Regions from separate parts of the Homo sapiens genome. Here region 2 is linked to region 1. The links are chromatin contacts, found by Hi-C or POLR2A ChIA-PET in ENCODE. All regions are on one chromosome and are shown on one strand. The core of a region is the stretch at or near the end of the contact, and the rest is flanking DNA. Distances in the headings are between cores, read along the strand shown.

Region 1 (5,133 bases), core at 1,513-4,012:
AAGCTACTGGCATTGTGACAGCAGTCAGAACTGAACCAAACTGAAGTTCACCACTGTAATCTCAAGATCAATGCAGGAAAGTGACCTTACAGAAGGTTTTTTTTTTTTTTAATGGACTCCTTATCATCTGAAGTCATTAGTGTTAGTGACAGGGGCCGGGCGGAGTGGCTCACACCTGTAATCCCAGCATTTTGGAAGCCCTACACGGGCGGATCACTGAGGTCAGGAGTTTCAGACCAGCCCGGCCAACACGGTGAAACCCTGTCTCTACTAAAATTACAAAAATTAGCTGGGCATGGTGACATGCGCCCGTAATCCCAGCTACTTGGGAGGCTGAGGCAGGAGAACATTTTGGACCTGGGAGGCGGAGGTTGCAGTGAACTGAGATCATGCCACTGCACTCCAGCCTGGGCGAAAACAGCAAAACTCTGTCTCACAAAATAAAATAAAATAAAATAAAATAAATAAAATAAAATAAAAATAAAATAAAATAAAATAAAATAAAATAAAATAAAATAAAATAAAATAAAATAAAATAAAATTAGTGGCAGGACACAGTGTAGTAGACGGCATGTGTGCTTTGTATCCACACAAAGGGAGCTGAGTTCCTTGTATACCAAAAGGACAGAAATCATCCTATTACATAAACCAACAGCTCAGCTAAAGAGGACCTCCACATGGCTGAGTGTAATCTACATTTTGATTCTGGTCCATAGTTCACATTGACCCCACAGTTACATTTTAAGTAGGTCAGGAGCACAGAATCAGTTCAACCAGCAGTGAACATTTTGTTGCAAATCTCTTCCTAAAGGAGATAGTGACACTGAAGAAGGCTGGGCATTTCCACCAATTGAATGATTCTTGACATTCCTTGTATTTTAAAATCATGATTAGAAGTTCTATCCAGCCCATGAATAGTGGAGAAAAATGTCTTATAAGTTAACAAAATGTACCAAGGAAACTTACCTCACTCCCCTGACAGAAGAGGCACTAAAATTCCACTCATGTATACCTTTCTAGAACAACAACAAGAAAATATACTGAGTCATCCAAATGGAAAATAACATAACAACAATAATTTTGTTTAATTATTTTTAAAGTGATATACACAGCCATTTTTCCTGGTACACTATTTTTCATGAAAGAATTATCTGGATGGAAAGCACAATTCATTCTCAAGTCCCAAGGGTAATGATTACTCTACTTAATAATTCCTGTACTTCAATAAAACAGCTTCCAAAAGAGCCTAGGAGAATTAGTCTCATTAAATTCTAAAACTTGATATCTAGTAATAACTGTTGTGTGTTAATTTTTAAGTAAAAAAAGTCAATGATCAAGGTAATTCTATTATTACAGTTGAGAAATACTTCTTTTCCGAGAAAGATAAACATTAATTTGAATAACATCTCGGCAAGGTTTTAAAGATAACTATTTCTGAATTATCTTTAGTTAAGATTTCCAACTAAATAGGCGGTTCTATTTCTTTAGAAACTAGTAGAACAAGAATGTATGTGAACACACATGTGTACAGTGCCCATCATAACTACAAGGTATTGCTACCTAATTTATGCAAAATTCCATATGCTAATAAAGTATGAACATCAAAAATTTGATTGTCATACTATAAACATGGGTGATTTGCAGAGCCAAGGTAAAGAAAAATGTGGGAATTTATTTCTTGAGTTTATCACTAAAGCTAAGATAAAATTATTATCAAATTCATATGTCCCTAAAATAAATAACAAAATGGATCATAATCCCTTTAAAAATATGTCAACAGTATAAAATAGCATAAATATTTTTACAGAAACAAAGTAGTTTATCCATGTGTCTAAGTTGAGCAAGTACAGTACGGCAATAAACTGACACTGACATTCAATTCTGTAAAGTTAAAACAACCATGAAAAGGAGTTCTTACCCACCCACTGCCAGGAGGCTGAGGTCTTGCCTGGGCTAATAAAATGGGTGACAAAGCCTTGTGGCTCTGAGGTGGCCTAGAACCCTCCTTTTGGCTAAAGCAACTCAAAAGCGACAATTTATATCTACAGCCCATAATTCTTTGCTAGGTCCATGCAACTTAAAGTAAAAATAGATCCTCTCAAGTCAGATGTGAATTTACTAAAAAGCTAGTTTCAGTGCATGTCAGTCAGGTCATGGGGATGTGATCTGAATGAACGCAGAGCAAATTTTGTTGCATGAAGTCCAGGAGGGAAGATACCATAAAAAGGTATGTGGTGGCTGTCTTAACCAGAGTACAGAGGGAGTGAAATTAAAATAGCAGACTGCAGCCTCAGCTGGTAATTTGGAAAGTTGCTTCTAAATCCTGTTGGCCTCAGGTGAACTTCTAAATATATATATATATATATGACCCAGGAGCTGCAGCTGTTACCTGTACACTACTTGCATACAATGCAGCCTTATCCTCAGAGCCTGCAGCTGAGCTGCTTTCCAAGACCATGTCCAGGAGCAGGAGGTGGGAGGCAAGTGCAGAGCTGAGGCAGTATGCAAACCCACCCCTGAACACAGCAACTGGCAAATACTAACAAGACAGCACTGGTAAAACCCATCTTCTATCAGTCCTTTTCTGGGAACAGCTAAGTAAAAATTGTGGACTGGTTTTGTAGGAAAGGAGGGGAGCATTTCCAGAATGCTTGGTTCCTGAAAGGTTGCCAGTGCTGCCAGGGAACGTTCCATTTCAGTGATGTAAATAAAGCCCAAGCCCTGAGATGGAAGGTGGAAGGAGGCCTCCCTCCCCACCTACCTGTAGGACACACCACAAGGAGGCGCTGATGAGCTGTAAAGCCAACAGGTAGTTTAAAGGCTCCTGGGATCTGTCTGGGAATCAGGGAAAACAGCAAGGCCAAACGCAGCGCTAGCTATAATTAGCCCCAACAGGCCTCAAACCAACACTCAACCTAATTTAATCAGCACAAGCACCATTTTCTAGGAACGGGTTAGCCTCAGATCCCAGGCCCCAGTTAGGGCTAGAATAGGAGCTGGAAGTTAATACTGTATTGACTGAAGGTGGCAGGAGTTATACTGTAGTAGGCACTGTCAGCTCCCTCAGCAACTGTCATTCCATCCTTCTCCTCTGCTGACAAAAAAATAAATTTTGCCCAGGTTCAGGTGGCAATGTTTATGAATGGTGAAACTGATTAGTCTAAATTGGCCACGGTAAGTCCATTTGCCTTGCTGGGGATGGGTGTAAGCATGGTCATGTGATACAACTTATGGTATAAAGGAGAGGGCTTGGCCCTCCTCCCCGGGATGCCGCCTGTGTGAGGTGCTTCTTGGAATAGCTAGCTACTTAAGAACATGAGACTAACACCAAGAGTACGCAGAGAAGCCAGAATTCAGAATCCTGATGCTGAAACTACCCTCAGAATCACCCCACCTCAAAATTTATTTTTTTCCATCCAGGCTGGAGTGTAGTGGGGTAATCATAGCTCACTACAGCCTGGATCTCCTAGGCTCAAGCAATCCTCCCGCCTCAGCCTCCCAAGCAGCTGGGACTACAGGCACATATCACCAAACCTGGTTAATTTTTTTAAATTTTTTTGTAGAGACGGGGGTCTTGCTACATTGCTCAGGCTGGTCTTGAACTCCTGGCCTCAAGCAATCCTCCTGCTCTGGCCTCCCAAATTGCTGGGATTACAGGTGTGAGTCACCATGCTCGGCCTGTAATTTCTTGTAATATGAAATACCATTTCTTTATTTAAGCTGCTTTTGGCAGGGAGTTTGTAGCAGAAAGCATCCTTGGTGGATGACAGCATCAAATCATCTTAATCTAGAATCAGGGGTAAGCATGTTTCCCTCATAAATTTCCTGGGCCTTCTGTGAGTGGCCACTGGCTGGAGCTGAAGTGAGGGAGGAGAGTCAGCACTTAGTCCTCCACTAGGCCCCTGCCTTTGCTTGATAATCCGTGAGGTAGGCCAAGGGTGCCCAAACTTCAACCCCCAAAAGGGGGGGAAATTCTAAATAACCATTTAAAACGCCCTGCAAATAACTTCTCTCTTCCTCAATCTTAAGTTTTTCTTTCATTGTACACATGCAGACTTTCTTCAAGGACTAACTTACTTTTCAGCAGCAACCATTCATTCAACAAATAGAGAACTGTTAAAAGATCGGGATTTCAATTAATTTTACCCCTGAATGTAGAGTAGCTCTCTCTAAGAGTCCTTGGGAATTGGTATATAATGTGCTTCAAGTTTTGAAAGTTGCAGTATAAAGTATATACTAGCTCACAGAGCTATTTATTCCATATGTTAGAATAAAAATAGTGAGAGGAGTGACTAAAGAAATAAACATGATAAATGAAAAGCTACATTCTCTATTCTAATTTTAGGAAAAATTTTTAAACATTCTGTGATAAAAACAACCCATTTTTAGTTTAACATAAGACCTATTAAACTGGTTGCTTCTCTGTTATTTATAGTTGTTTTAAAGTAACATGGTAATAATAAAGTTTTTTTGTTTTTATTGCTTGTCCTCCTTCCAATTTTACCACTTTTATTTTAAAAAATTGAGAAAATGGTAGTGATAATGAATACACTATGGATAGAATCAGGGTTTGCAAAGAAATTGACATAAATTCAGAATGGAAACTGATACAAGAAAGCTTCAATTTTTGAACAAGGAGAATTTTTTAGCACTAAAAGTTATAGGAAATAAGGACAACATAAATAAAATTCCTCCTGATCAAAAGATGGTGAAAATGGAAAATGGACAGTACATAACTTAAATTTGTAACCCTATTTAATGCACTTGTTTATATCCTAATATATATCCTAATATTTCTTAGCATAATATAAAAATTGTCTCTATGATTGTCACAAAACATAAGAGAATGAAAACGAGGCTCACTTTACTGAGCAAAGAACCTCCAGGAAGGAGAAAACAATAACAAATTGCTGGAAATAGTACTCATTTTCCAAAAATCTCTGGCTTACTTTCTGTTCTTTTTCTGTCTTCCAAATTCTTCTGGCTCTCTACTCATTCTCTAGGCCTTGCTAATCGCTAATTCCTCTAGCCTCACTCTGTTTCCAAGTGTCCTTGGATAACCTTGCTCTTTTCAATCAAGCCTTTGAAAATCTCCTCCTCCAGTCCTGCTCTCGTCTCCATAATGTTCATGTC
Region 2 (5,647 bases), core at 2,333-4,832, 330 kb after region 1:
TCCAACCACGATCTCTCTTTTCTTAAGCATTTATTAAGGACCAACTGTATTTCAGTTGCTATTATAATCTCAATCAATACAGCAACCCTGTGAGTTACATATTAATGCCTTCATTTTACAGATGAGGAAATGGAGGCTCAAGAATTTTAGTGTCTTGCCCAAAGCTAGACCCACCAGTAAGATATAGACAGAGCTGGGGCCCAGGTAGGCCAAGTAGTACAACTTACGTCCATACTCCTTCTACTGGATTTTGTAATATCTTTAATGTGTTTAAAAAAATCACACAAGTGATAAATGAATACATTCTGTTTGCAAACAAAAAAAGATGTAATAGGTTAATGTTCCCATTAATTATCTCTCTCTATTCTTATTTTCCCCACCTCCATTCCCCAAGGTAACCACTGTCACCATTTGATGTGGCTCTTTCCAGATCTTATTCTAGAAATTTCATATATCTATCTGTGCCTCACTGCACACGAGGGACCAGAACAGGATGGTGGCGCTCACAAGACCTGGGAGGCGACTGCCCGGATGAATTCCCATGACGCTACATCTTGCATGTGGCTAAGCAGCCTCACTTGGGAATGGGTTAGTTTGTAAATCCTTCTCCTCAGAAAGTACAGGTTTGTGATGTGCAGGTGATTCTATCCTCTGCTCCAGATCATGTAGTGAATATTTAGTATGTTTCATTTTGTTTATGTTTCCATCTCTTTCCCTTCTCTAGATGATTTCTCCTCATCACCTTGTTTCTTCTTTTCTTTCCTTTTCTTTTTTTTTTTTTTTGAGACAGAGTCTCACTCTGTTGCCCAGGCTGGAGTGCAGTGGCGCAATCTCAGCTCACTGCAAGCTCTGCCTCCCAGGTTCAAGCAATTCTTCTGCCTCCGTCTCCCAAGTAGCTGGGACAACAGGCATGTGCCACACGCCCAATTAATTTTTGTATTTTTAGTAGAGATGGGGGTTTCACCTTGTTGGCTAGGCTGGTCTTGAACTCCTGACCTCAGGTGATCTGCCTATCTCCGCTTCTCAAAGTGCTGGAATTACAGTCGCGAGCCACCACACCTGGCCCCTCATCACCTTTTAACCAGAACAGTTAGGTCGTTTTCTTTCTCTTTGTGATGGCAACAGTTATTTTTATAGCTGTCTGGGGAAGGTGCTTAGGTAAATATCAGTTTGAGCTGTACAGTAAGCTTAATATAGCCCTTTTCTATGATTGATGAATTCACTACCTTCTTTTTTTGCACTTTTTGTTCAGTCAATAGAACTCGTGAATTAGTGATAGGGAAGTAAATTAGTTTAAGGTTGACAAACTTCCTAGAACCACACCCAGGGATTACACTAGATCAGATACACATAGTCACCCCTGCTCCTGTACATTGGTCCTCCAACCTTCTACTTCCCTGCAGTGGGGCATGCAGAAGGAAAAGGGACACATCTGTGAGGGAAGAAGATGATGCTGCTGACCGGCATAGACACAGGCACAGGCACATAGGGTCCGAATCTGGAGGGACCTACCATAGGAAGCTGTGGTGTGCACCCCTAGAGCCACTATGCCATGACTGTGCCTCCTTGGAGCCACCATCCAGCCTGGAGATCTCCAGGTAGAGTTCTTGGTGGAGATCACACAGGACAGCAATCTGTGGCCATAATACTATTAAAAAGGGGGCAGGGGGCAGTTCATCTTCCTGCAGAGATGGAAGTCAGATTTCCATCTTCCACTTAGATTATGGACAAAGACATTTTCTCTACATTGGTGTTAGTTGGGGCACGGGACCAGGGGGTTAAGCTAACTAGCTTGAAGGGATGTGCAAAATGACCAAGAAAGGGTGTTAGCCACTGCTTACACCCCCTTCAGTTAGCCACTGCTTACACCCCCTTCATGTAGGGGCAAAGAGACAAGAAGGTTCACACATGTGATCTGTCCCAGGAACGTAACAGAAGGTTAAGAACTGAAAGAGAGAGAGAGAGAGAGATAGAAAGATGGGTTCTGTGGTTCAGAAATCACTCCCCACTCTGGTGGGAGTCGGAGATTGGCAGTCAGATGCTGCCACACTTGCTACCATAGGGATGACTGTCATGCCGCAAGGTCTAGTCCAAAGCACATTTAGTTCCCGATGTTAAAGAGGGCTGGGAGGAAGGTGAGTGGTCTGAGAGATGAGAAGAATGCAGACAGGAGAACCAATCTGGTGACATTTTGGTCAAGTGTGCTGTCTTCATTAATTTTCGGTCTCAGGATTCCTAATTATGGAAACCAGCCAATACGTATTTTCTTCAGCCGTTCATCCCTAAGTCCTTCCGGGGCTGGACAGAGGTAATATAACAACTGTCGCCACACGGTGGCAGCAATATCTTCTTGGCTGTGCTCACCTAGCCTAGTGGGTGCTTTTTCTGTAACTGCAGAAGCCATGGCTTTCTCCCCGCTGGGACTTGCTGTTTGAGGAGCTGAGGCGCCTCACAGCACTTATTACAAAGAGTTTTCTTCATGTTTTTCTTTTTCCTTAAATGAATGCCTTGGAAAATATGAGGTTATGCATTACCGGGTAACTTTTTGCTTTTGTTTTTGTGTTGAGGCAGGGTCGCCAAAACAAAAACTTGCTCACTCTGTCGCCCAGGCTGGAGTGCGGTGGCGCCATCTTGGCTGACTGCATCCTCAACCTCCCAGGTTCGAGTGATCCTCCCACCTCAGCCTCCTGAGTAGCTGGGGCTACAGGTGTGCACCACCACATCGGCTAATTTTCTATTTTTTTTTTTGTAGAGATGGGGTTCTCATGATGTTGCCCGAGCTGGTCTCAAATTCCTCGGCTCAAGTGATCCTCCTGCCTCAGCCTCCCAAAGTGCTGGGATTACAGGCTTGGGCCACCATGCCTAGCCAGCGGGTACCTTTCTGTCTTTTCCTAATGGCTAATAATTTAAATCTAACTATATCTGTGAAGCCAGTGGTTTTGCCACAGGATGAGGAGGCGCCAGGGGACGGGAAGGTGACCAGATGTTCTAATTGAGTCAGCCTTGGTTCTGGCAATGAGCAGGTGCTCTGGAAGAAGTCCCAGGCAAGCTCTGCTGTGCCCCTTATCTGAACCGAGCTGATGAGCTGGCCCCCGTCCAGAGGAGGATGACCAGAGCAGAGAGGGATCTGGAAACCAGGAGTGACAGGGACGTGTGGAAGGGAAGGGGATGTTTGCAGAGGAAGGGATGACTTGAACACTACAGTTAAATGTTGGAAGGGTTGTCATGGAGAAGAGAGGTCGTTAGAATCAGGTCGGAAGAACTAGAACTAGTATGCTAGTTTGGAAGGGACGTTAGGAATCCCATCAAACACACTCCTCATTTTACAAAAGAAGAAAATAAGGCTGAGAGAGTGACACTTGTCTGGGGTCACGCCGTTGGCTGGTAACAGACAGACAAAGGACTAGGATACAGCCCTTTGATTATACCCAAATATGGTTGCCCATCAGGTTGTAAGCTATAGGGTGGGTGAGGAGGGTAACGAAGGTGGTGGCCTCTGTTTAGTGTTGAAGCAGAAACTGGGTGTCCAGAGAGTTCCTGAATTGCCCAGAGGGCTGGCCCCAGCCTAGTCACTGGAAAACGTCTGCGTTTACCTCTGACATACTCTATCTCTGTGTGCCATATGACTCACTTAATAACTGCCAGGTAATTCATGGTGATGAAAGTTTGTGTGTAGCGCGTGGGGTGGAGGAGGGAGTTGGTGTCTGGCCTTAGAAAAGGCTGCTTTTATGTGGCAGCAAATAGGAGGCTAGCAAGGTCTCTGGCTGGGGATTGCCTGGTGTCCTTGACCTTGCAGAGTCCCCAGGCTCCATCTTGGGGAAAAGGGAGACAGGAGAGGGAGTATTGCAGGCTTCCGTAGGCCCTCTGGGACGGGAGCAGCACTATGGGGAGATGGGTGAGCTTGTGTGCTGAACATCGCTAACTTCATAGGGCTTTGCTCTTGTCTCCATCCCTGAAAAATCCTTCCTAAGCACTGTATGGTATAAATATTTTAGTATCTGTCCATGGATTGGCTTGTTGTCTTTGTTGAGTTGCACGCATGATCTGGGCCTGGTTTCATCACACCTTGTGCAACTGCGATCATTATCTGGATGACAAAGAAGTGGGTGCAGGCCGTTCCCTGGATACGAAATGCTGAGGCAATTAAGCACATCTAATGACTGTTTTCTTAAGATGAATAGGAGTGATAGCAGTACACAAAGCAAAATGAGGTCTTATAGTCCATGCAGCCCAAGCATGGACTGGTCCTAGTAGAAGGAATGATGTAATTATGCTTCCCAAGTGTCACACCTGTACCATAGGTATTCTGAAATGACTTCATGTGTGATGACAAACATTTTCTTTTTTCTTTTTCTTTGTTTTTTTTTAGAGACAGGGCCCTGCTCTCCCATCCAGGCTGGAATGCAGTGGTGGTGATCATAGCTCACTGCAGCCATGAATTCCTGGGCTCAAGTGATCATCCTTCCTCATCCTCCAGTGTAGCTGGGACTATAGGCACATGCCAGCATGCCCAGCTAATTGAAGAAAAACATTTTCAGATGAAATTGTTGTACATATATCTTCAAGTGTGTTAGAAATATACATCTTGTGTATTAAATTTATTTGCTCAGAATGAGGCTAAAAAAATTAGTTAAAAAAATAAGTAGATAACAGCTGTTACTAAGAGCTGTGTGCTGAGTCTTGTACTAAGTGCTTTGAATGTAGTTCCTCATTTAATCGTCACAATAGCCCTTTGAATTAAATTTTGATTTACAGAAAACTGAATTGAAGCAAAGAGGAGTTGCATAATAACTTGTCCAATTCACAAAATTTTAAAGGGCAGACCTGTGTGAATCCAGACGAACATAGATCTGTCTGAATTCAGAGCCTAGACTCCTAACCACCGAGAGATACGGCTTCCTAAGAATGTAGCCACACCCCCAACAGAGGGACTTTGGTTTAGCTGGATCTTCATCCCAGAGTAGGTCCTCAGTAAATCCTTGTTGAATGGCTGAATGAATGAATAAATAGCACACAATATATGCTGATTCCGGCAAACATCACAAGGTAGCATGTGAATGCCTGAAGCTTAGGAAACTTGGACCTAGTTTAATGGTTGCAAAGTGTGTTCTTAGGAGCCATCCTGGGGTCAGCTGAAGAGGAGATTCCAGGGCTGCTGTGAGGGAAGTAGAGGCAGGTTCCTAGCCCTTCTCCCAGCTACCACAAGAGCAGCTCCCTGTTATCCACTGCCCCCGTCCCACTTCGATTTTCAAAAAAGTCTCCACTGCTTTTGAAATGAAAATAAAACAAAGAATTCCAACCTTACCTCTTAGTAATCTGGTGCAATAACATCATTATATAGATGAAGAAACTGGGGCCCAGAGAAGTAAAAGATTAGAATAAAGCCAGAGCTTAAGCCAGGCGCAGTGGCTCACGCCTGTATTTCCAGCAATTTGGGAGGCCAAGGCAGGTGGATCACCTGAGGTCAGGAGTTCGAGACCAGCTTGGCCAATGTGGTGAAACCCCGTCTCTGCTAAAAATACAAAAATTAGCTGAGCATAGTGGTGCGTGCCTGCATTCTCAGCTACCTGGGAGGCAGAGGTGAAAGAATCACTTGAACCTGGGAGGCAGAGGTTGCAGTGAGCCGAGATTGTGCCAGCCTGGGCGA

The links. A loop is a pair of places that touch in the nucleus more often than their neighbours do. ChIA-PET counts read pairs that join two places held with the same protein, here RNA polymerase II (POLR2A). Pooled maps may share reads with other maps.
Region 2: a map of naive thymus-derived CD4-positive, alpha-beta T cell shows a loop between it and region 1 (25-fold over the local background). The contact joins two enhancer-like sites. A Hi-C loop is called at or near these places in 1 of 168 maps with a recorded cell type or tissue (naive thymus-derived CD4-positive, alpha-beta T cell) and 10 of 50 pooled maps. POLR2A ChIA-PET finds 5 or more read pairs at or near these places in 1 of 52 experiments (activated B cell).

Annotation. Positions count from the first base shown.
Region 1 is chr6:136,641,554-136,646,686 of GRCh38, forward strand. MAP3K5 (mitogen-activated protein kinase kinase kinase 5) reads right to left here. Exons shown (of 30, transcript NM_005923.4): 12 at 967-1,016. All of the region lies in intron 2 of MAP3K5-AS1 (MAP3K5 antisense RNA 1), which reads left to right. Among named protein-coding and RNA genes, the nearest start is that of MAP3K5-AS1, 15 kb to the left of the region's middle. Within about 2 kb of position 2,763, at least 16 of the 41 ENCODE cell types and tissues checked have a DNase peak (open chromatin) inside an H3K27ac peak, as active enhancers do.
Region 2 is chr6:136,965,994-136,971,640 of GRCh38, forward strand. No RefSeq gene overlaps it. Among named protein-coding and RNA genes, the nearest start is that of NHEG1, 24 kb to the right of the region's middle. Within about 2 kb of position 3,583, at least 4 of the 41 ENCODE cell types and tissues checked have a DNase peak (open chromatin) inside an H3K27ac peak, as active enhancers do.